3 separate regions of the Homo sapiens genome follow, and regions 2 and 3 are each linked to region 1. The links are chromatin loops, found by intact Hi-C in ENCODE. Cell type or tissue: endothelial cell of umbilical vein. All regions are shown on one strand.

Region 1 (8,000 bases):
ATGACTTCTAGAGTCTTGTATAAGGAAAACATAAACCCCTCATTCCACTCTGTTGAATCTATTTCTTGCAGCTGAGTGCATTCCTAAGCAATACATTCCCAAAAAAGAAAAAGAAAAAAAAAATAGAAGGTTTATCCAAAAAAAGAGAAGAAAAACACAATGTATGATTATGAGAGGTCCATGATGCTACTAACAGACACTAAATACAGGGCTGTAGGTGTTTTCGTCTGATCAACTACCATGTTTCACATACTTTTATATTGCTGACACCTTGCAGAAAGGAGACCACTTTCAAGTGTAAAATCTTTGAACCAGGAATCAGAAATCATGGGTTTCCCTTCTGGCTCTTTCACTTAAAAACACACTCAACTTTTAGCAAGAAATTCTTCACTATAAAATAGAAAGTAGGCTGGGTGTGGTAGCTCATGACTGTAATCCCAACATTTTGGGAGGCCAAGGTGGGTGGCTTACTTGAAGTCAGGAGGTTGAGACCAGGCTGGCCAAGATAGTAAAATCCCGTCTCTACAAACATTCAAAAATTAGCTGGTTGTGTGGTGGCACATGCCTGTAGTCCCAGCTACTTGGAAGATTGAGGTGTGAGAATCACTTGAACCTGGGAGACAGAGGTTGCAGTGAGCCGAGATTGTGCTACTGCACTGCAGCCTGGGTGACAGAATGAGACTTTATCTCACAAAAAAAAGGGATTAGATAAATAAATAAAATAGAAAGTATAGCATTTATTTGATAAAGGAATTGTTAGGATTAACAAGATAATACATGTAAAAACACTTTCTAAAAACTTACAGCACTTTACTAATAGCTGTGTATATGGGATGACATAAGTAAAATACTGAGCACAATTTTGGGCACACAGTAAGTGTTTATTTATCATTACCACTGTTATTATTCAAAGATACCTATCCATAGCTCCTTGAGAAAATCCCTGCCTTGCTAGAGTCACAGTCCTTCAGAAGGCATATTCCTGCCTCATGACTCTTCTCTTCTAGGCATGGCAGATGGAATGAAGAGTCAACTCTTAACCAAGCTGAGCCAGAGTTTCTCTCCCTGGCATTTGAAATAGCCACCCAAACACAGTAGCAGTTTTGTAGGTAAACAGGCATATAACAGGCTAATTCAGGAACTATGAAGTTGTCAGCCATGCTTTACCTCTAGAAAAGAAAAAGATAACAAAGAAAGAGATAGAGAAAGAGAGGGAGGGAGACAGAATACACATGATGGCCTTGAATTTCCAATCCATTTCTGAAGATTAGGTCCCATGTATTCCCAACTTTAGCATAAAATGTCTTCCGCTGATTTCTCATATTGGAAACCAAAGAGTTTTAACTAAATACATTCATTTTAGTGTTGGCATTGAAACATGTTTCAGGTTGGTTATACAAAATCAGAACCTATGGAAGTGTACAAGAAAAGGTGACCCATAGCTGAGAGCGGTGGCTCACGCCTGTAATCCCAGCACTTTTGGAGTCTTAGGCGGGCGGATCACCTGAGGTCAGGAGTTTGAGACCACCCTGGCCAACATGGTGAGACCCCATCTCTACTAAAAATACAAAAATTACCCGGCGTGGTGGCAGGCATCTGTGATTGTAGCTACTCAAGAGGCTGAGGCACGAGAATCGCTTGAACCCTGGAGGCGAAGGTTCCAATGAGCCGAGATCACACCAATGCACTCCAGCCTGGGCGACAGAGCAAAACTCCATCTCAAAGAAAAAAAAGAAAGAAAGAAAAGGCTATCTATATTCCTATATTCCCTTCTTCTTCTATCACTTTACGTTACCTTTATGATTTTATGATAAAATTTCATAAAGCATTTTATGAAATAAAAAGGCATTCACAGTTAATAACCGAGGATAATTTCCTATTTATTTATGATTCCCGGTGTCTGCAATCATTAAAGAAAATTTCAGATTTGTTAAAATCTTAAAGTTACAAAATATTTTCTGGAATGATTAATCTGAGAGTCTTCTTGCAAAACAAAATTTAAAAATCACATTTATGTATAAAATTGTGTACTTTTCTTTTCTGTGAGCAGCAAAGAGCTCCAGGAGGAGAATAGATTTTAGGTGCCAAGGAAACAGAACTGACCAACTTCTAACCCCCAGCCCCCACGAGTGCCTATTGAATGCTAAGATCCTCTGACTGCATTATGGTACCCAGATCCTAGAATCAAATTATGGCTTTTCTGAAGGTGGGCACAGCCAAATTGCTGAATGCGTTTGGATAGAGTCCCAGAATGCAAGGGCTTATGTTTACAGTCTTATTTTGTTTTGTTGACAATGAAGTACAACTTCTGAGTTTCCCTATAATCCTAATTTAACAACAGTCATTTGTCAGATCTAGAACTGGTTCAAATATGGTCATTTTTATGTAGCTAGGGCAAAATTATGAATTCGTTCAAAATAAGAAACACAAATTAAAAACAAGAAATGTGGAGGAATATTTCCATCTGGTGAAAATAAATAGATCAAATAGCACTTATTTCCTGTTTAGAACACTTAGGTAACTTATTTTATCAAGGAAATGTTAGCTCCCAATAGAAATAAGTTTTAGGGTGTGACCTTCCCAGAACTAAGAAGACCTAATCTAGTGTTCACATTTGAAATTGTCACAGCTCAAACATAAACTGCCTGCTTACTCGTGGTGTTCTGTGGTGGGAAAAAAATAGTTACAGAAAGTAAGGTTGCTTATATTTTGCAAAATTTCTTTCATAATAAATCATATAGTGTATATGGTTGTTTTTTTAAAAGACAAATGAAAGACAATCTTGTTTTCCCCTTCAAAATGTGGTTCTTGTGTAACTTCAGTTATAACAAATGGAACACGGTGAAAATTATTTAATGACTTTTTTGTTCAATTTTCCAGTTTTTTAATGGGGAAGTTGCATTTCATTCCTATGTACTTAATAGGAATTTTGGCAGGCTTCCAGCTTATAATCATCTGGAAGCACATATTATAACTTTAATTATAACTTCTAAGCTAGAAGAGTAGTTAGCATGATGTAGGCATTCAGTTACTGTTACTGCAGTGAATGAATCTATAAGGCAGAAATGTACAAGCTATCATCCAGCTAGCACTCAATTCCCACCTGAGTTTCATATTTCTCTTTCCATTTACTTCACCCCAAACAGTTTCCATAACAAACATATTGGGTAATAGGGCCAAGACACTCAAGCTATTTCTTATTGTTTAGAAGCAGGAAGTCATAAACCATTTCAAACCACATTCCCATAACTAAGGAAATCTGCCAAAATACATGAAAGCAATAATGATTTATTCCTTGAAGGAAAAGAAAACCTGATGGACTATTTCATGTGAGGACAACTGGAACTTGGTACGTTAGTAGCACTGGTGGAATCTACTTTTAGAACAGATATTACTTGTTTGAAAATAGAGCATGAAATGATGTTAATCTGCAAGTGGAGAAAGCTGTTCATAGCTCTCTAATCACAGCATGGTGTACCTGAGTCATCTGCCCTTTCATTTTTGAACTCAGGATACCCACCAAGCCTGTTCCAATGGCCATTACGAGTACACCACTCTTAATAAATTCAATGGGTGTTTTTCAAGTACAAAGCCTGCGGGATTGGCCACTTCAGGCTAAATTTTAGCTGCATAATCAAGAATATAGCTGAAAATGCCAATTAATGGTGCAAAGCACAAAGGATCAAGCTCTAGCTATAGAAAAACCATTTATGGACTAAAAGTATCACACCTTGTAATCCATCCCTGACTTTGCAGGATGGCACATCTGAATATTAATAATAAAGCTATCTGAATAAGTTCCTTCTAAAAAGTAAAAACTGATGAACAGTGTAAACTCTTAGCTTAAAGAATTATGTAAGATAAACATAAAGTGAAAAAAGTCCTTATATACTGAAGTAATCTCATTTTCTCTTATTTACACCATAAAGCAAACAAAACTCACAACAGGGTGGATCTTAATGCATTAAGATCCTCAAAATAGTATAGACAACATGTAAACGGATGCTAACATGCATGATAGAGTGTATCTTAAAACAGTAACATCTCAAATTTAAGAATTAAGTATTAACTACAAGCACAATTAAAAGGAAGATACATGCATGGAGAAATTTCATCTTTAGTCTCTACCTGGGAAGGCAAGTCTTAAAGCCAAATTGAGGCTTATCGGATAAATATATGCATGCCAGGCAAGCAGTGAAAAAAGCTAGGAAAGAATACCAACACAGATGGGAACGAGATAGCTGACTTGCAGGAAACCATGCGGAGTGACAGCTCTGCAGTGTCTCCACACCTGATCTGGCAGCAGGGCCTAAGGGGGCTGCGGTGCAGCCAAGTCAGCAGGAGCTGGAGGCAGATGTGGCTCTACACTAGCTGCGTGCAGGAAGTCCTGGTGCCTACAGTCCTGCAACTCTGCAAGTGGTTTCTCAAAATCAGAAAAACTCACGACTCAACTCATCTACACTTAACTAGATCCAAACTCTACTTCTATGTTGGAGAAACTTATCAGAAAGGAAATGTCTGCCAATAATTGCTATGAAAACATTTATTTGACCCTGATCCATGTTCCTCACTAGATTCAATTATTTTAAATAGTGTATGGAAGTGGAAACACAATCATTGCTAATCTATATTAGATTGATTCAGCTGTAAAAATTATACAGTTTTAAAGCCACCTGAAAGTATCATCTCCTCGACTTGATTTCATCCTCAATAACTCCATGAAGAAATTTAGCTTAAAATTATGCTTTATTTCAAATTGTTTTCACTACAAATAGCATCATCTGTTGGTCCTTACTTTTTGTGTAGCTGAACACAATTCTAAGAAAGGTTTCCAGCTGATTTTAAAGATACGTAGGAAATAGCAAGATAATAATTGAAATTTTAAAACCGAGTCATGGATAAGACAGAAAATGTACATGTACACTGTCATCTGGCTAAATAAGTTCACTGGTGATAAAAACAGCAAGATATTGTCTTAAAAGTATCTTCTCTTACTTGAAAATCTCCTGCTCTAAAACTTTCACTAAGTTACAATATTTATTAAGTCCAATTTCCTGCTTTAGCAGGACTGAATCACAGGGGGTTAATCTCAGATTCAGGCCAACTGAGGTCTTCCTGTTCATATCTCCTTTGCAAATGGAGCTTACTAGGGAAGCTGAAAAGGAACCAAATGCTTCACAGCTGAGGCTATCCACTCGACCTTCTTTCTACTGGTGACATAATTTCAGCCGCTCTTAAAAGTTCTGACATTTCCAGTAATAAGCAAGTGAAAGCATACTACTTGGAAGATGTATGCATACTACTTGGAAGATGTATGCATACTACTTGGATTAGCCAATATGCTTAGTAAAGGTACATTTAGTTATTGAATTAAACAATAAATTAAGAGATCAAATAAGATACAACTGCTAGATCTTTAAAGGCTCATCAATTGATTGATGCATGACATTAAATTTATTGTAATGGCAGCTATACATTTACATAGAGTGAGAACATTTTATCTAAAAAAGTAAATTATTAAAATTAATCTGTTGAATTTTTCTGATTCTGAGTATCACATTTTTAAGGTAAAATGACTATTAAAATTATTAAACAATGTTTTCAGACAAAGGAGACATAAATATCATGTTCAACTGATAAAACTGTAATAATGAAGGATAGGAGGTAAGTTACACAAATTGCAAACTGCAATCTTGCCAGCTCCTTTAATGGTTTTAATGGAACAGGGCTTGAATTTTCCTTTCTATTGATGTTTGTTTCAGAAGATAAGCAGTACAAAGAATTTTTTATTATTCTGAAAAGTTTAATTCTCTCAAATTTCTAATTCAGTGTTCTAAATTGCAAGGTAGGCACTACATTCTGCCTTACTAGTAAGATCTGATTTTGCTATTTTACTTAAATTCTAAAACGCTTTTCCACTCAGTACCTCTGGGAGACTAAGAGTTTCCTGACTGTTGGCAGAGCTACTAAAGATTCCTAGCCCAAATGAAAGGAAGATTTTCATCAGAGTCCAGGTTTTTATGAACAAACCGTCACAGTTCTTGTTACCATCTCTGTCCTGTCTTAAAAATGTACCTTGAACTTCTGCTAGCAAAACTCAGATTGGTTGAAATATCCAACAGACATACCCGGGCTGTGAAGTTGCCCCTTCATTAATTTCTCAGAGGCAAGTTTACCACTTGATGAATCGTTAGCATCACTTCCTGTGGCACTGAAATTTTCCCTAGGGGTCCCTACTAACTAAGGTCTAATCACCCGTGTTCTTATTTAGCTCTTGAGTTCCGATTAGATCATAGATTAAAGTGGATGACTGTAGACCGCTAATTCTTACCTGACAACATACTGAACAAAGACTCCATATTCAGGAAATACATTTTATATTTCCTTTTCACAAATCCATACCCTGCTATTGAATCATTAAATGTGCAACCACGCTGAGTTTAGCTATTCAGAGAAAAGATACTAAGACTTCAGTGGCCACAGGTTATTACTATGAGAATTTGTAATGGCTGTTATTTACAGCCCACTAGTGATTTAAGAACTTGATGTGACATTAAGAAAAAAAAAAGTATCAGATATAGGTTTATACCAACGGGTCAAACTCTTTCAACAAATATTTGAGATGAGTAATAATTTTGATATTATACATATCTTTCACAACTGTAAGCCCATCTTTTAAAATTTTTTGATGGATGGTACATTTTATGAATCTGTTTGCAACTTGAAAAAATACAGTGATTAATTCTAAAATATTGCAATTTGAAGAGACTGTGATAAAAATGACAGTAACTATAATACAAATAAATCAGATGTAACATTTAAGAAAATCCTTTTTGGTAATTTTCTATCAAAATAATGTCTAAAGTATAGAAAATACTTTGTTCTTGCTTTTTAAAAATATAAATGGGACACTGTCTTACTGACACATATACACACTATAAACATATATATATATATATATGTTTGAGATTTGATATAATACAGTACTTCTACAAAGAACACATTATTATATGATGCCTATAAATACACCAGTATCTCAGTTGAATGGATTTAAAAATCTGTGTTTCCTTCTACCCCCTAATGCAGTTGTCTTAAGATTAAATTCCAGATTATGTGTCATTGTCATTTAGCACACCACAAGTCTTGTTAGATCAAATCACTTTTCAAGTGAATTCTTACAAAAGAAAAAATAATAGTAATAGAAATTTGAATTTTGGTTGTATGTCTTATTCAAAGAAAATTTTTTTAGATGGAGCCTTCTTGTGTTGCCCAGGTTGGTCTCAAACTCCTGGGCTCAAGGGATCCCCCTGCCTCAGCCTCCCAAATAGATGGATTTCTGGCATGCACCACCCTTCTTGGATGGGTTGCATATCTTAAAACTGTATACAAATATTCTCTTAAATTTAGAATCGTCATAATACTAGATCTCACTTATAACACAGTGACATTTTGCAATTAGAGGGGGCTTTTCATCAGAATCAGTTCCTTTTTTTTTTCCCTACATTTAATGGGAGAGATCTGTCTGGCACAGTGTCCCCAGCCACTTTTCCTGTGACGTCTTATCTAAGCCCACTAGTGTCTCTTACCAGGCGTCACATTTGGTTCCCTTCTCCGTCTTAAGGGAATTTGGCTCTTCCCTGCTCCCTCCCAATTATAAATATGCAGGTTAGATAATTGACCCACCCTTTGACTGATGCATTGCCTAAACAGAACCGACTGCCTTCTAGTAAACCTCTAATGACAGGTGGGGGAGGAAGTACCAGTTAATCAACCTGAATATCCAAAGTCATTATTGCCTCAAATCCTTTGGTGCCTTCTTCAATTCTCTCAGCTATTAAAACAGCTCTCCCTTCTTCCCACCTGCACAGCTCACACTCTCATCAGAGAACACAGTAAATACAGAGGCACATTGCATACTTAAAACTTGCATTTCTTTTTACACCATAGGATTTACAATTAGACACTGAAATGTAAGCCTAGAAAATACCATTTTGAAAATA
Region 2 (8,000 bases), 180 kb before region 1:
AAACATATAAACTCAAGTTGAACAATTCTTCCATATAGAAGGCTCTGTGTAGTGAATGAATGCACCTTGTAAATGTAAGAGACAGACTATTAATGGAGAATGCAGAAGAGGGGCAGCTACACTGTTTCATGAGAACCACCATACCTGTTGATTAATGGAGAGGCCTTAACAGCACTCTTCTTCCATGCGTCTTGCCATGAGGAAAGGGGAGGAAGGGAAAGGTAGTGATGGCAGCAACACCTGGGGAAGGGAGATGGGGAAATATGTAAAGGGAAAATCAGCAGCCCCTATACAATGGTGTCCATCCATAGACCTCGCCAATAAAACAATTTCCAAAAACCCTGAGTTTGTTTGCTTTCTTTAAAAAAAGAATCTATATAAATTTCAAAGACAATCTAAACAAATTAGTATTTTGAAATGTGTTAATTTGAACAGTCTTTCAACTATGATTCTCCAAATCCAGGGACCCAGTTGGCTGCTACAAAATGAGCCACCATTTTATCCTCATTTTTTAACTAGGCAGGACCTTCACATATGGGCATAACTTTTTTTTACAACAGAAAAAAACTATAAGATGACTCTAATACCAAATAGATATGTATTTTCTTTCTAACATACAGTAGGATTATCATCTCATTCTGTCTCTACCTAGCTGTTATATAACTGTCTCACAATGCACCTTCCTTTTCATGTCCTCCTAAGGACATGTAATTTTGACATGAAAACAACTTCAACTTATTAACTTAATAAAAAAAATTAATTTAACAGAATCCCTATATACTGGAGGAGGTCAAACTAATAAAAGTTTTTAAAATGTTCATGTTTTAATTATATTTTTGTGGACATGGTTTAATCTGGACTATGTATACTTTCAAAAAGTATAAATGCACAGAATTTTATAAAAATAAATTAAATTGTATACCAAACAGTTGATGGCAGTAAATTATTTGAATTTTAATAAAGATTAGTTGTTTTAATAACCTCTGCAATACTACCACTGCAAAACAAACACTGGTACAATTTTTTTCTCTTAGAATTTATTTTAAAAGAAATATTTAACTTTGTATGTTTATATTTAAATGCAAATCATATATAAAAAATGTTTCTCTTAAACTGTTTCTTTAGAAAAGCTTTTATACACAGTGAAGATAAACTTGCAAAAATAGATGTGTATTTTATGAAGAAAAGTAATGTAAAAAAATGAAATATAGGAGAGAATTAATTTTCCTGTGTGTGACTTCATACACAAATATGTTTCTTAGTGTATTAGATACACAAGGGCTAGGACATTGATGAATTTTTCTCTAAAGACAGGGCTATTCATGAATACGTGTTTGCATTCTTGTTTCTAAATGTGAATCTAACCTTTAATCCCAATGTTTGGGAAAGCAGCTATCACAAGGATCATTAGGGTTTGGAAAACAATAATTCTTTTCGTTTAGCCTTAATCCTGTTTAGACAGGGTGTCTCCAAATTTCCCAGTTTTCAACTCCTCTGGTCTTTGACACACTCCTTATGATTAGCCATCGTATCTAGTTAAAATAACATGACCCACCTAAGGCTTAGGCAATAGTATTAGTCAGCCCTTGAGTTGAGAAATTTGGAAACTAATTGGTTGTCATAAGAGATTAACATCAAAGAATTCTGAAGGCATATGTAGCATCTAGGCCCTCTGATGTAAAAGAAACAACTCAAAGTAGCAAACTTAATTTTAAACTGATATTATTGAGCATATACTTTTTGCACCATTGCTTGGGATTCTATAAATTTCTATAATTTTGTATTTAACTTAAAACATTAATTGATATTGCATGTAATATTTTAAAGTTTGAATTCCCCTTCAAAGTTAAAACCTCTGCATTTCAGTAAAATAAAGTTGAAAAAATTAAACCTAATTTTTTGTACATTTAAATATTCCTCAGTGATTATTTTGGGATCAGAATTTTGTCTTTGGAAGAAGCAAATGTGGGAATCTCATAAGCCAAAAACCAAAAAGGAGGAGAATCCACATGCTCTTAATTTGTGGCCAGATCTTGCATCTAGCATGAAATATAGCTTTTTTTTTTTTTTGCATATGAGTTGCTAATATGCTAAGACTTTTATGTATAGAAAATTCTTCCTTTGGCTTTAAGAAGGGTAGATTATTATGGGATAATGAATTAGCAGTGCACTGGGAGAGATTAAAAGTAATGAAAAGTATACTTATGAGAAACTATAAAAAGTAAATATATACACAGAAAACACAGAAAAACACTGATAATTTATTAAGATGTAATAAGCAATATAAAATGATTTCATAAATAGCAGAGTTTATAAATAACCAAAACAACATAGAAGGATAACTCCAAAAAATGAAGCTGGAATCTTAAAGCGTCTAATAAACCAGGAATAGAAAGTTAAACACCGCATGTTCTCACTCACATGTAGAAGCTAAAAAAAGTTGAAATCATGGAAGTAAAAAGTAGAACAGAGGATACTAGAGGTTGGGAAGGGTAGGCAGAGGAGGGGATAGGAAAAAATTTGTTAAAGGATGCAGAATTATAGTTAGATAGGAGGAAAGAAATAGGTTCTAGTGTTCTCTACCACTGCAGAATGACTACAGATAGCACTATTATATTATATAGTTTCACATAGCTAGAAGAAGGACACTGAATGTTCCCAACACAAAGAAATGATAAATGTTTGAGATGATGGACATATGCTAATTACTCTGATGTGATTACTATATACTATATGCATTGAATCATCGCTAGGTACACTATAAATTATTATATGACAATTAAGAAATGAAATAAAATACAAGAATTGATAGAGTAGAGAACTGCAATTTCTGGGTGAAGGAAATATACATTTGATGTATTTGAAAGGTAGAGACCAGGATAATAAAAGCATCCCTCATCCCCATGAGGCATTTGGTATGGACAACGATATGAGTTAGATTTTCACCTGGTAACAATAACAAAGGGAAAATGATCCCTATGATTTATAAAAATAAGTAGTAGATGGAGAGACAGTTTGTGGTTATTATTAAGTGCACTGACGATAAAGAGTTTGTAATAAGTTTTTTTTCCCAAAACGACAGGAATCATCTGTCACAGCAATGAAACAATATGAATCGCATGGAAAACACTATTGGTCTGACCACTCTAGAGTCGGCTTCTTCTAGTTTCCATTCTTGGAAAAATGTATGATCATGGTAGAAGTACAGATATTAAGAGGCTGATAACACAAGGCTGTGGGACTTAGTAAAATAAGCCCAGAGACCATGTGCAACTGTAAGCAGAGAAGGCATTGGTTCATGTCCTCAAGGAATGAGTTCTTTAGCTGGGATAAAAGAATAAGGGGTAAGGCTGGGCGCAGTGGCTCACGCCTGTAATCCCAGCAATTTGGGAGGCCGAGGTGGGCAGATCACCTGAGGTCAGGAGTTTGAGAACAGTCTGGCTAACATGGGAAAACCCCATCCCTACTAAAAGCACAAAAAAATTATCCAAGCATGGTGGTGGGCGCCTGTAATCCCAGCTACTTGGGAGGCTGAGGCAGGAGAGAAATGCTTGAACACAGGAGGTGGAGGTTGCAGTGAGCCAAGATCGTGCCACTGCACTCCAGCCTGGGTGACAGAGCAGGACTCTGTCACACACACACACACACACACACACACACACACACACAAAAGAGATAAGGCGTTAAATACTGAGGTAATTGGGGATTAAAATCAAAGATACAAGAGGAGTAAATGTTATTCACAAGAGAGAGACTGCTTTTCACAGACTGGATAGGATGTGTATAAAAGAATGGCAGCAAAAAAAGAGTTGCTGCAGAAAAGAAAAAAAAAAGTTTATGGAAAGGGAAGTTAAAACATCCTAAGGCAGTGTGGTGGGAGGGAGGTGGGTGAGAGCTGGAGAGTCAGCGAAGTTTGTTCAAACAGGGTGGATTTTGTGGTGGAAAAAACAATAGATGTTGAGAAAAACAACAGAACACATCCTTGATAGGTAGGAGAGACATATTAAACATTAATATGCAATATGTTAATATATTACAGGGAGTTTAGTTAGGCAGTGGGACCCCTGTTCTCTGCTTACGTTATTAAACATTTGTCAAAACCTGGTGTGTCTGGTGTAAGGATACAGGAGAAGAGATTATTCCCCTGCTGCATAAATATTCCTGATGACAGTATTGTTTTCCTTATCCTATCAGTAAGGTCTGTCTTAAAAGTAAATTTTCTCTTACAATTGGAAAAATCAGAGATTTTCATTCTGGGTCTGACTCTCGAACTTTCCCACAGTCTGTCATGGTTATACTCAGGGCTTCTGCAACCATAGATAGTCTAGCATATTCCTCAGGGGAGGCCATGCTTTAGGCAGAGACATTTCAGATTTTCTTGCTAGTAGTGGCTGAATAATCGTCAAAAAGGGCATTTTAATAATCATAATGTCCATAATGTTATAGGCAGGGCTGGAGTGTGGAGAGGTCACCTTGATTGTTGGCACTAACTGTGGCCCGATGGAATTAAGATCAGCCTTGGGTGGCGGCAGGATTGGCAACACGGAGAGAAGGAATCTGGAAACCTTTGCAAAGGAGGAATGTCACATGTTTTCACAGGAATCAGGAAACTGCAGATATGCTAGTGCCTGATTTCCTTTTAAAGTGAAGAACAAACAGTATTTTCAAATTACAAAGTGCATAATCATGTAAACCCTGGGTGAGCTTATCAGTCAGGACATAAATGAGACCACATTAAAAAAAATAAATAGAGAATACTTGTTTAAAAAAAAAGCGTTGTGTAGGCATGACCTGAAGCATTTTTTGAAAATTAGTAAGAATTATAAATGAGTTAAAAGAATAATTATGAATTCTATATACAGCTCATTTATTAGGCATTAATAGTGTTTCTAGTATTCCTGAGATTTAAAAGAATAAGTTGCATAGCTTAATGGCAGTAAAAATCAACTGAGTAAAATTTTAAATTTTAAAAGTGTTTAAAATTACCAGCTTTAATAAGCAATTATACAATGAAGAAATTTGTGAGTAATATTTAAAAATTAGGTGTAAATCTAAGCTACTGAATTATATTACAATTGGATTTGAGATAATATACATGCACACACATATATGAAAAGTTGAAGTATGCTGTATTAATAGTAGCATATGTTTAAAATTTCTTAAATCTAGAGTAAATACATAAAATATTATTTTATTTTTCCTTCTAACTGAAGATGCTCATTAATCTTATTTAATATGACATGCTTCTTTTTAAAAGTTAATTTAATTTTCATGACAATTAGAATGTTGCTTTCCATAACTGGAGCTGAGATATATTTTTCTTAGGTGACAACTTTATTAAAATTTCAAGATTTAGTTGCATTAAAAACATTGTAAAACACTATCGGCAAATGTATAATATTTTGCTTAATTGATTTCAAATTTCTAAATTTCACAAGCCTGCTCCCTAAAAATCTCACAATGTATAACCACAATAGCATAACCCACTATGTCCTTTATAAAAGCTAATAACCTACCTGGATACCTAGTTAACTGTTGACTATTGTATTGAGTAATATTTGCTTACAATTTAATTTTAATTAATACATGATTTTACACAATGGACATAATGAATATTCTAAGTTTACTTTTATTCTAACTAATATATGTGCAATGAGTTTTGCTCATTATCTTCCTGACTTACAGTTGTTTGTTAGAATAAGTTTGTAAAATAACGGAAAACCTAAGTCCTCACTAGAACATTTACAGTCTCCCCCACTGGATTGGTTTATTAGTTTGATTATTCAGTTTTGTCAATCAAATATTTAATGGGTGCCAGAGGTTAATTTAGTCAGTGGTCCTATGTGTTTGGTTTTCAAGCCTCCTTTACACTTTAAAAATTATAGAGGACCCTAAAGAGCTTTTGCTTATGTGGGGTATATCTGCTGATATTCATCATATTCAACATTAAAATAAAAACACTTTTAAAATAATTAGTTATATATATGTTTGAAAATAGTCACAATAAATTCATTATATGCTGACAAAAATAATATATTTTAATAGAAAATTACTATATTTAAAAAAAGTGAGAAGAATGACATTATTTGACACTTTTGCACATCTCTTGAATGATTATCTTACTAGAGGATATCTGGATTATCCTATCCGCTCTGAATTCAATCTGTTGCACTGACACAGAGCATGTAGCCTCAGGAAAATTCTTTTGTGCACTTATGAGAATGAGAATTGAAAGAGCAAATGATATCCTAATATTGTCAGGAAATGATTTTGAGTCCTGGAGTTTTGAGATCACTTGGCTTTAAGAACTGCCAGCTTAAGCTCCTTCAATATTGAGTGGAATAAAAAAAATAATAATCCTGCCCTCACGGAGGCCACACTGGAGCAAGAAGAGTGATACATAAATTTTTAAGACCCTAATATGACATATGCTAGTACCAAGATGTGTTATGCAAAGAGCTATGGAAGAGGTGGTGAGCAACAGTTCCACAAAAGAGACCAAACTTGCAGTAAAGTTTAAAGCAGAGGTGTCCAATCTTTTGGCTTCCCTGGGCCACACTGGAAAAAAAATTGTCTTGGGCCACACATAAAATACACTAACAGTAATGATAGCTGATGAGCTAAAAAAAAAAAAACAGCAAAAAAAAATCTCATAATGTTTTAAGAAAGTTTACAAATGTGTTTTGGACCACACTCAAAGTCATCCTGGGCCACGAGTTGGACAAGTTTGGTTTAAAGGAAGAGTTGGCCAGCAGTGAAGAGATGCAGGCGAAAGAGGTTAAGACCACTCTGATGAAAGAAAGGCATGGCTAGATATAGCATGATGTAATGGGAAGAACATGGTTTGGTTTTGTTTTGTTTTGACAGATTTTGTTCAAACTGCATTTCAGCCACTCACTGGCTGCATGACTTTAAGCAAGTCACTTAAATACTGTAATCCTTAGTTTGCTCACTGGTGAAATAATAAAACCTACATAATAAAAATGCAGTGAGAATTAAGTGAGATGAAATATGCAAAGTATTTTCACGTGACAGTTAATTAGCACACCAGTAATATATTGATTTTGTTGCATATTTAAAGAGAGTGAATTGGTTATCATGCTGAGAGCTTAGGGTGCAGTGAGGTGGTGAAGAGAGGACTGAAGTTTATAACTGAAGTTATAAACAAGGGTGAAAAGGGCAGCAATGAAGCAGAATTGATATGGAGGTTCAAGATGAATGAAAGTGATTTAAAAATAGAAATATGATAATATCCAATAAACTACCTTGGAAACTCAGAGAATTATTTCTTATGCAGGTTTTTGCAAACCCATAGCAAATCTTGATTTCCACCCAGTGTCACCCTATGTTCTCCCAGGGAAAAAGGAAAAACAAACTGTAATTTTCAAAAAGTATTCCAGGATATTCATAAAAATAGAATGAAATGTGTAAAGAGTAGCATAGTCAGGAAAAAAAAAAAAAACACTTACTCAAGACAGAAATTTAACCTACCTCTTCCATTGCTTAGGTAGGTTGTCTATACCTGAATCTTGCAGCTGTCTTTGAAATTAGATTTCAACAATATTTTAGTAATAAGTAAATTAATGAATGAATATGTAAATAAATACATACTTCAACGTGTATCACCAATGTAGTAAGAATTCAAATTTGCAATTGTGATGTTCTTAACCTGGGTTACTCATAAAGTTTACTAATCAATACCAACTTATCTAGAAAATAATTTTTTTAAGGGCAAAGTACACAGAGAATGTTAGGACTTTTCTCCATGCTAGGAATGCACCATCATCATGCCATCTTTGATCTTCAAGTCTTTGAGGTCCTCAGATCCTTGAGGGATAGAACATTTAGAAAAACAATTTCTCAACTACAAAATAAAGATTTTCCACTGATGTACCTTAGTTCTGCCAATTAGGACACTGAAGGTAAAAATTTATACCTTGTAGAGAAGCATGATTTTGAAATATAAAGCACACTTCATCAAGGCTCTATAAAGAATTTAG
Region 3 (8,000 bases), 320 kb before region 1:
AAGAATTATTAAATTGATTATAGGAGAAACCAAAGATGACTTGCAATGTAGTGGATATACTTGCACTGATGCTTTTAAGAAAAGCTTACGTTTAAGTTTTAAGTTAACAAATGTCTTTTTCAAGTAATGTGTGTGTGTGTGTGGAAAATTCACTGCACCTTGCACTTTATTTCTATAAATTCAAAATAAGGCTGTAGAAAACAAATATGGGCCTTATGTTGTTCAAGAAAATCCTAGCTCTGTATGGTATTCTACTGCCTCAAGAAATGGACTCAGAGATGTATATTTTTAAAGAACACAAAAAAGTAGAAAGAAGGCTGTAAGTCATTTTCTCCCTACCAAATTTCATTATGCTTCTTCTTAAACAGGAGTAATGCAAACAACAGAATTTACCTTTTGACTACTGCTTACAGCAAGAGGGAAGCAAACAGTGCTGTTATTGATACCCCTTAAACTATAATGAAATAAATGTAATGAAAATGGATGTTCTTGCTATTTTTTAGTTGTCATACAGCTCTTATTTTAGGAAATTCAAAATAATTCCTTGTGGTTTACAATAAACACCATTCTATCCTGTTTAAAAACCAGGCAATATCTGAGGGAAATAAGGATACATCATCCATGTGCCCATCACTGGACCACAGATTCCCTACTGCACATTATCTGTGCACATTATTCATTGGTGGATAGATGCAGACGCACACTCTTAATACAGAAGTGGGACAGCCTGGTTCAGACAAAGCTTTAAAATGGTCATTCACAGATACAAGATAAATGACAGAATGCAATATTTTCGTCTATATAAAGACAAAATTGTGTACTAGAACTGGACCAGTCTCTGGTAGAAAGTGGAAATTGCTCCCACACATTTCCATCCAGTCATAGAAATGAGAACAAACTAAGCATAAAGTGGTGATTGCTTTGAAACATTATCAGTGCAAATGGCCAAACAACTTGGAGAGATAGGAAAGGTCAATGTAATTAGATTTAGAGAGGCTGGTCCCTCTCTAGGTCTCTAGTTTATTCAACCGATTTATAAAATGAACTTTGAATAATTAGAGGCTCTTAAATTGCATCTATAGGTTGCCTGTATTAAACTGGAATTCCTGGAAATGTATGCAGAATTGTGTGCAAAATCGTGATTCTGGGCAAATGTGTAATTTTCCAGCAAAAAGGTCTTTAACCCCCACCATATTCACAAAGCATCTCATAACCTCACATCAGTTAAGAACCATTGGTCTAGATGATCTCTAGGAGCCCTTTCAATGGTAATATTCTGAGATTTTAATACAACAAATAGTTTCAGAGAAATGTAACCCATTCTCTCTGGAGAATAAAAATGTTATCGCTGCTGATAGGTTAGAATCTGATCTTATGTTTGTAGCTTTTTCTAATTCCTCAGTTTTTCCTTCCCCAACGTCTATCCCTAGCAGGTTCTTTGAATTTCATTTATTATTTCAACTTCATAGCTAACAAAGATAAAGATTTTGACATTTACCTTTTATATTTATACGGAAGAGAATAATCTCATTTCTTAGAGATAGAAATACGTACATTTTAGACTATGTATATATAGAAAATATTTGTTGATTACTTTTCTTATTCATAAGAAAATCCTATTGCACATCAACATTGTACCAGGCACTTCTTCAAACAGGGAATTAGGCAATTTCTCAAAATGTAAAATATATGGAAAATCTAAACACGTGCGTGGGGGAAGAATAGCTACTCCATCAGACAAGAAATTACTCAGACGACCACCAGAATGGAAATCATCGTACTTCAGATTGAGCTTGATTATGATTTCACAATTCAACTATTAAAAATACTCCTAATTTTTCATTTCCTTTAATCATGCAAGCATTTAGCTCTACTCTTTAATTATATAAATCCACAATCTCACTCCCTATGTTTCTAAGTTGTAAAATTCTTGAGTTAAGTGGAAACTTTATTCACAAATGTCAAAGTGGAGTGAGAATTATATATTTTTATGTATAATTACATATTATGCTTTGGTTCAGTAAATGTTCCTCACAATAACTGATAGAAGATTAGTGGGAATTAAACTAGGATATAAAATTCTTTTTCATCAAATTCATTTTTATGCTATCCTTTTCATCTTGCAATACATAATAGTATGGTTCATTCAAAATACAGACCTTAAACCAATTATTGATTAATAAAAGTTTGAAAAATCACTGTAAATCCAGGTGATATTTAGGATAACTTAAGTAATTCAATTTTCCACATTAATCTGTTTTCATTTTATTAATATCACAGGAAGGAATTCAAGTTCCTTTTCAAATTAAAAAGTATATTTTCTCATTTTTTATATTTTAATATATTTCTATAAAAGTTCACAAATCAAATCAATAAGCATATATACATATATATGTCATGTAGCTATTTTAATATCTTTTACAGGTAAGAAGTATATGAATGCTAAAAATGCACACTTTAAAGCTAATTTAAGTTATGCATCTGATATTTTCCATTGATATTCTTAATAGGTTTGGATGCATCTATCAGTCAGTGAAGGCATTTCATTATTTCCCATGGTGGGTCATAACTCCTCAGCAAGCTCTGAAACTTACCTTTAGGTTTTGGTGACAGGATATAATAAAGACATGTCCAGAAAAGTTTTTGGAGAAGGAAAGTCTAAAAAATGAACTGGGCTAGAAATGAATGTTGAAAATGACTAATCATTATCTCACTCAAAATACTCATTATATTGAGACAAATTATTAATGTACTTCATCAAGTGTTTTTCATAAAGTTGCTTTTAACTACAACAGTTTTGTATCTTTAAAAAATGTAGATACATCATGAGCTTTGAGGAGGCATAAAAATGCATCTAAATAACACTTTTCATAGGTATTCTGTAATGGAGACATGGAGTTAAACTATTGACTTAAGCATTAGTCAATACATTTTAGAACAGAAAAAAATAGTCAAGAAATATCTTTAAAAAATACTATGCTTCTCATCAATTTGTGAACTTCAAAGATTAAAAAACAATGATCAAAATATATGAAAGTTGATGTTGAGTTATAGAGGAAGAAAAATATTTTTGGCATCCTTAGATTATATATCCGAATTAGTGAAACTGCAAATATTCTTTGTGATTGAATTACCTTTTTACAAATATTTGTTTGCATGTATATTAAAGACAGTTTACAAGGTTTTTGTGGGGAAAGAATTCCTTTTTCAATGGTTAGAAAGAATGAGTAAGGCCTAGTATTTGCTAGCACAACAGGGTGACTATAGTCAAATAATTTATTTGAACATTTTAAAATAACTAAGAGCATAATTGGATTGTTTGTAACACAAAGGATAAATGCCGTAGGTGACGGATAATCCATTTACCCAGATGTGAGTATTATGCACTGCATGCCTGTATCAAAATATCTCATGTACCTCATAAATGTATACATCTACTATGTACCCACAAAAATTAAAAATAAACATTTTCTAAAAAAAGAATTCCTTTTTTTTCATAAAGTCTTTCAGAACCATGTATACATTTAATGCTTGCACACTTCCAAGGATCCTCTCTCATTAGGCCTACTTGGCATAGGTACAATGACCTGAATAAGCTATAAACTGGCAGGTTATTCCTGAAGGCCAGTTCTCATAGCCTGCTGACTTGGCATTTGGCCACCGAAATCAAAGGAGAGAAAGGGGTGATGACTTGTGGTTTGCCTATGTACACGACATCTGAGTCAGGTGTTTCTTAATCACATCTTTAAGGGTAATTATTAGGTCAAATTACATCTGACAAGCCACTCTAAAAATCTTACTAAGTTATCTGGGGCCTGTAAAAGAAAATTAGCAAATGTACTCGACGGAAATGTTTGAAAGCTAAAATGCTGAGCTCATTAACAGAGCTGATTTTGCGGATTTTTCCTTGTCGTAATACTTCGAGAGTTAGTTGATGGTTCTCTGAATATAATGTTACTTCTCCATTACCTAAAGTTACTATTCAAAGAGCATCACTAAGTAAAATTGTGGGGAAAAAATGAAAATTGTTACAGGGAGCTTTTATAAATGGCTTTAGAAATTCTCAAGTAAGAAAACATACGTAAATATGTCACTATTCTGAATTTAGCCTTAATATTTCTACACTGGGAATTTAATATTAAAACATGGTTATGATTTAAACTCTTTTTGATATTTTATATCTATATAAACAGCATCTAATATACAGCATTTTATATACAGCATCTAATATAGCACTTTTCAGTACAGAGATTAATTTACAATCTTACCCAGCTTCACACAAAAGTAATGCCAAGAAAAATTAAAAAAATAAGAAAAAAATTTTCTTGGCATTTTATATTTTGGTAAAGTATCCAAAAATCCTTAAACTGTTAAAATAGCAGGGTGGCCTTTAAAAGGCATATGTGTTTTTTCTGTATTTATTACAAATTCTTTTTCTATTCCTAAAATATATTATATTATGTTCATTGTAAACTGTAACATTTTTATGGTTTATAATATAAACATAATGTTTTGAAGACATAGTCCAATTATACCTACTGGTATGTAATTTGGCCAACTTTTGCCAATAACACAATGTCCCTGCAGTGTGGTCATTTTCAGTATGAGAGGTGATGAATGGCCAGAAACTCACTTATCTAAAGCAAACAAGTGGTGCTCTTAGCTATTTTCTGACTGAGTCAGAATTAGAAGATAGCATGCCTGAAACAGTCAAAAAATGTAGTGCAAACACACCATATTAGGAAGTAAAGATAGAATACCTAAAGTGTAAGATATTTTTAGGTGTTACACATGATATACTGTAACATGTAATTAAAATAATTAAAGCATAAAAACATATTTTAACATTATTATTGAAAACATTTAAGATTCTTGGAGCTTTTATTACACTCTACTACGTAGGTGAAAAGAATTACGGTTACTTATTTTTAAAAGATGACTCATAATTTGATTACATTAAAAAACGGCAGAAATAGATACAGAAATTCTAAGAGAGCAGATGCACTTGTTTGACATTTTTAAAAAAACAAATACACTCTTTTAAAAGACTCAGCAATAATGTTTTTAGGCAAAATCACAATATAAGATGTTCTCTTCATTGCTAGTTTTGGTAATTATTACTGATATGTTTGACTTATGTATGTTTTACCAGTGGTAGTTGAAATTATAAAGGCCATTAAATAATAACTCTTGCCTTCACGAGGCCTAGGAGAGAGAAGGTGTATACAAATACAACACAAAGCAAAATTTATGACGTATGAGATATAAAGAAAGGCCCAGGGAAAGCCAAGGGAAAAGTGACTAAACTTTCTCTAAGTAGTTGTTTTATAAATTCAAGTTCACCCAAATAACTATGCTGCTCTTCACGTAGCTTGTAATCTGTTGATAGAAGTATTAACAGGATAACAGGACACCTAAAGTCATATACATCTCCCAAAATTAACAGAAAATTAACAGAAGCAAACAGAAGCAATTCTATTATCCTCTAAATAGATAATAACAATGTCCCCAATGGATGCTCTGTGTAAACATGTGAGACAAATAATCTCATTATGAATGTCTACTATGGGCCTAAAAACACACATTCAAAAGGTACCATGGCTTTTTGAATAAACAATATAGCAAAGTAGATAGAAACAGAATCTGGAGAAAGGGTTCCAATTTCGAATCAATTTACTAACTGAGTGATTTTTGGCATTACACCTAAAATACCTGCCTTAGTTTCCTTACAAAAACAATTAGAGATCCTAACTGCATCTACTCCTTAGAATTGTTATAAGAATTAAATGAGTTAATAAATAAAAGCATTTAAAGGAGTGCTTTTATTGTATGATCATTATATTTCTTCCCTTAACTACTTATTGAGCACCTACTACATGTTAATAATGATTATATCCCACTATTAATATGTGATGCTCCAGAAAACTAAAGTATAGAACTTTCCAAAGTAAAAATAAAATGTTTTAATGTAATTCGTCTGAATGCAAAAACGGCGACAAGATGAAATTCTGAATTAATCGACATTTTAGTTCCCTTCATATTGGTTTCCATGTTTTCTCAATGTGTGCAATTAAAGGAATGGAGGTCCTTTCACTAACAGCTGTGTATCCACTATTATTTCTCCTACTGTGTCATTGTTCCTGCCCACCATTCTATGTCTCTTCTCATTAACACAGATCCTTTCCATGTCAACAACTATCTATCTCTAGATACCAGACTGGTTCCCTAAAAAAGATGCAGGTCCATTCTAGTAAAGGTATTATTTTAATGTACAGAAAAACATGGTTTTTCTGAGAATATCAGATCCAAATATAAACGCATAGCATTGTATTTGAGTTTTTCCTTAAGAATAGTATCATTCATCAACCTTTTCATATAAATCTTCCTACTGAATATCACACAGCCATCATTCTATTATCTTTATAAAACATAATGAATGACAGGGAACACAATGAATTCCAAGTGTGAAAAAAAGGTGCAGACACCACAATGAGTAAAAAGATTTTGATCTACCCATAGCTAGCAGTTGACGTACTGATGTAGAAATTATTCGAACAGGGTGACTACCTGCTGTATGTTTATTTACTACCACCATCGTGAACCATGCCATGTAATTAATCACACTCCACACTAGCAGTAAGAGAACTTGCTCCCCACAATGCAGAGAACAGTTATTTGCCTCTCTCTCACTTCACCTTTCTGCAACTCTATTGTGATTTTGTTTCCAGAAAGGCTTCTGTCCCTGCTGTTTGGGGAAATGTATCTATAATGTCTTGATCCAAGAATTTCATATTCAACAGATGGTATTCTTGGCTATGTATTCACTGTGGTTTCTCTGAGCAGAGCTGAGTGCTTAATATTGCTTGTTCTCTGCCAATCAACTCTTAGTCTACAAGTGAATTTTGATCAAATATGTATTATTCCTTGTGCTTTTGCTCTGACCCTTTGGAATTCTGATCTTTATCTGGCATAAGCTGTTAATATGCCAGGTATGTTATTGTGTGGTCCTGTTTTAAGATAGATGCCATGAATACATATTTATATTCACAGATAAATAAGAAATGTATCTATACCTACAGAGACAGAAACATAAACATATAAATATCCCCACAGAAGTTGATTCTTTCTGAAAGTGGAATTTTCTCTATACTACTTTTCTCTGTACATACCATATAATATACCTCTGTCCTCAAATCTTATATAAGGCAAAACAAAATACTTATTAAGTATGATAATACATTTAGGGTCAAGCATTTTTTAGCCTACAAATCTCTGGGTGTATAGATAATACATCTGTATATATAATGAGATGAGGTTATGGTGTGCATGTGTGCAGATGTGCACACACAGACACACAGCATGCAAAAACAGACTTAAAATAACTGCGGGACATCATCGACTGAAAAGTTTTCTGAAATGCTGTAGGTCAAGAATTAGGATTTTTGCAGCTATTTTAATTTCTTTATTTAAAACAAATAAAAGGAACTCTGCTCTTTTTCTAGACAGGTCTGGATGTTAAAAAACAGGAGAAAGTGGTGAGACAGTATAGGCTTCACATAAAGGAGGAACTCAAATCTTATTTTTCTTCCTCACCTAATAAGCCTCTACAAAGGTTTAATGAAAAGATTCTATTTTTCCAAACAAAGCAAAACCAGGAATAAAATGGATTAACTGATTCAAAGCCCTCAGTTTCCTGATCCTTTCCTAGCTGACAAAATACAGAATTTTGCTTTTTCAACTTACTTTGTTACTTCCTGGCATTCTTTAAAGAGTATCTTCCTGTTAGGCACTAAATCTGTCATCAACAGATTTGACATGGTCATTTGTAAATGAAAGCCTGAGATTTCCTGGTGAAGAGGAAGAGATGAAAAAAAAAAAAAAAGAGAGAGAGAGAGAGAAAAGAGTCTGATGTGTATGTAGGATGTCACAATATATTTTTGACTTTATAATGAATTTTAGCAGTTGCTAAGTCAAGATGCTAGTTTAACACTTGTTAATCA

What was found. A loop is a pair of places that touch in the nucleus more often than their neighbours do. Peaks named below come from ENCODE experiments on the same cell type or tissue, not always from the same donor. Only the 100,000 strongest peaks of a DNase experiment are listed, where the experiment ranks them.
Region 2: it touches region 1 in a loop (2.1-fold over the local background); 3 of 110 quality-filtered maps call a loop at or near these places.
Region 3: it touches region 1 in a loop (4-fold over the local background); 2 of 110 quality-filtered maps call a loop at or near these places.

What each region holds. Positions count from the first base shown.
Region 1 is chr4:30,765,610-30,773,609 of GRCh38, reverse strand. The region is part of intron 1 of PCDH7 (protocadherin 7); the gene reads right to left. Among named protein-coding and RNA genes, the nearest start is that of PCDH7, 49 kb to the right of the region's middle. In endothelial cell of umbilical vein, no CTCF peak of the experiment used is centred here; DNase peaks (open chromatin) are centred at 3,269 and 5,069; H3K27ac peaks cover 2,737 bases.
Region 2 is chr4:30,942,360-30,950,359 of GRCh38, reverse strand. All of the region lies in intron 2 of PCDH7 (protocadherin 7), which reads right to left. Among named protein-coding and RNA genes, the nearest start is that of LINC02497, 220 kb to the left of the region's middle. In endothelial cell of umbilical vein, no CTCF peak of the experiment used is centred here; a DNase peak (open chromatin) is centred at 4,539; H3K27ac peaks cover 325 bases.
Region 3 is chr4:31,085,736-31,093,735 of GRCh38, reverse strand. All of the region lies in intron 2 of PCDH7 (protocadherin 7), which reads right to left. Among named protein-coding and RNA genes, the nearest start is that of LINC02497, 81 kb to the left of the region's middle. In endothelial cell of umbilical vein, no CTCF peak of the experiment used is centred here; DNase peaks (open chromatin) are centred at 3,675, 4,665 and 7,815; H3K27ac peaks cover 2,859 bases.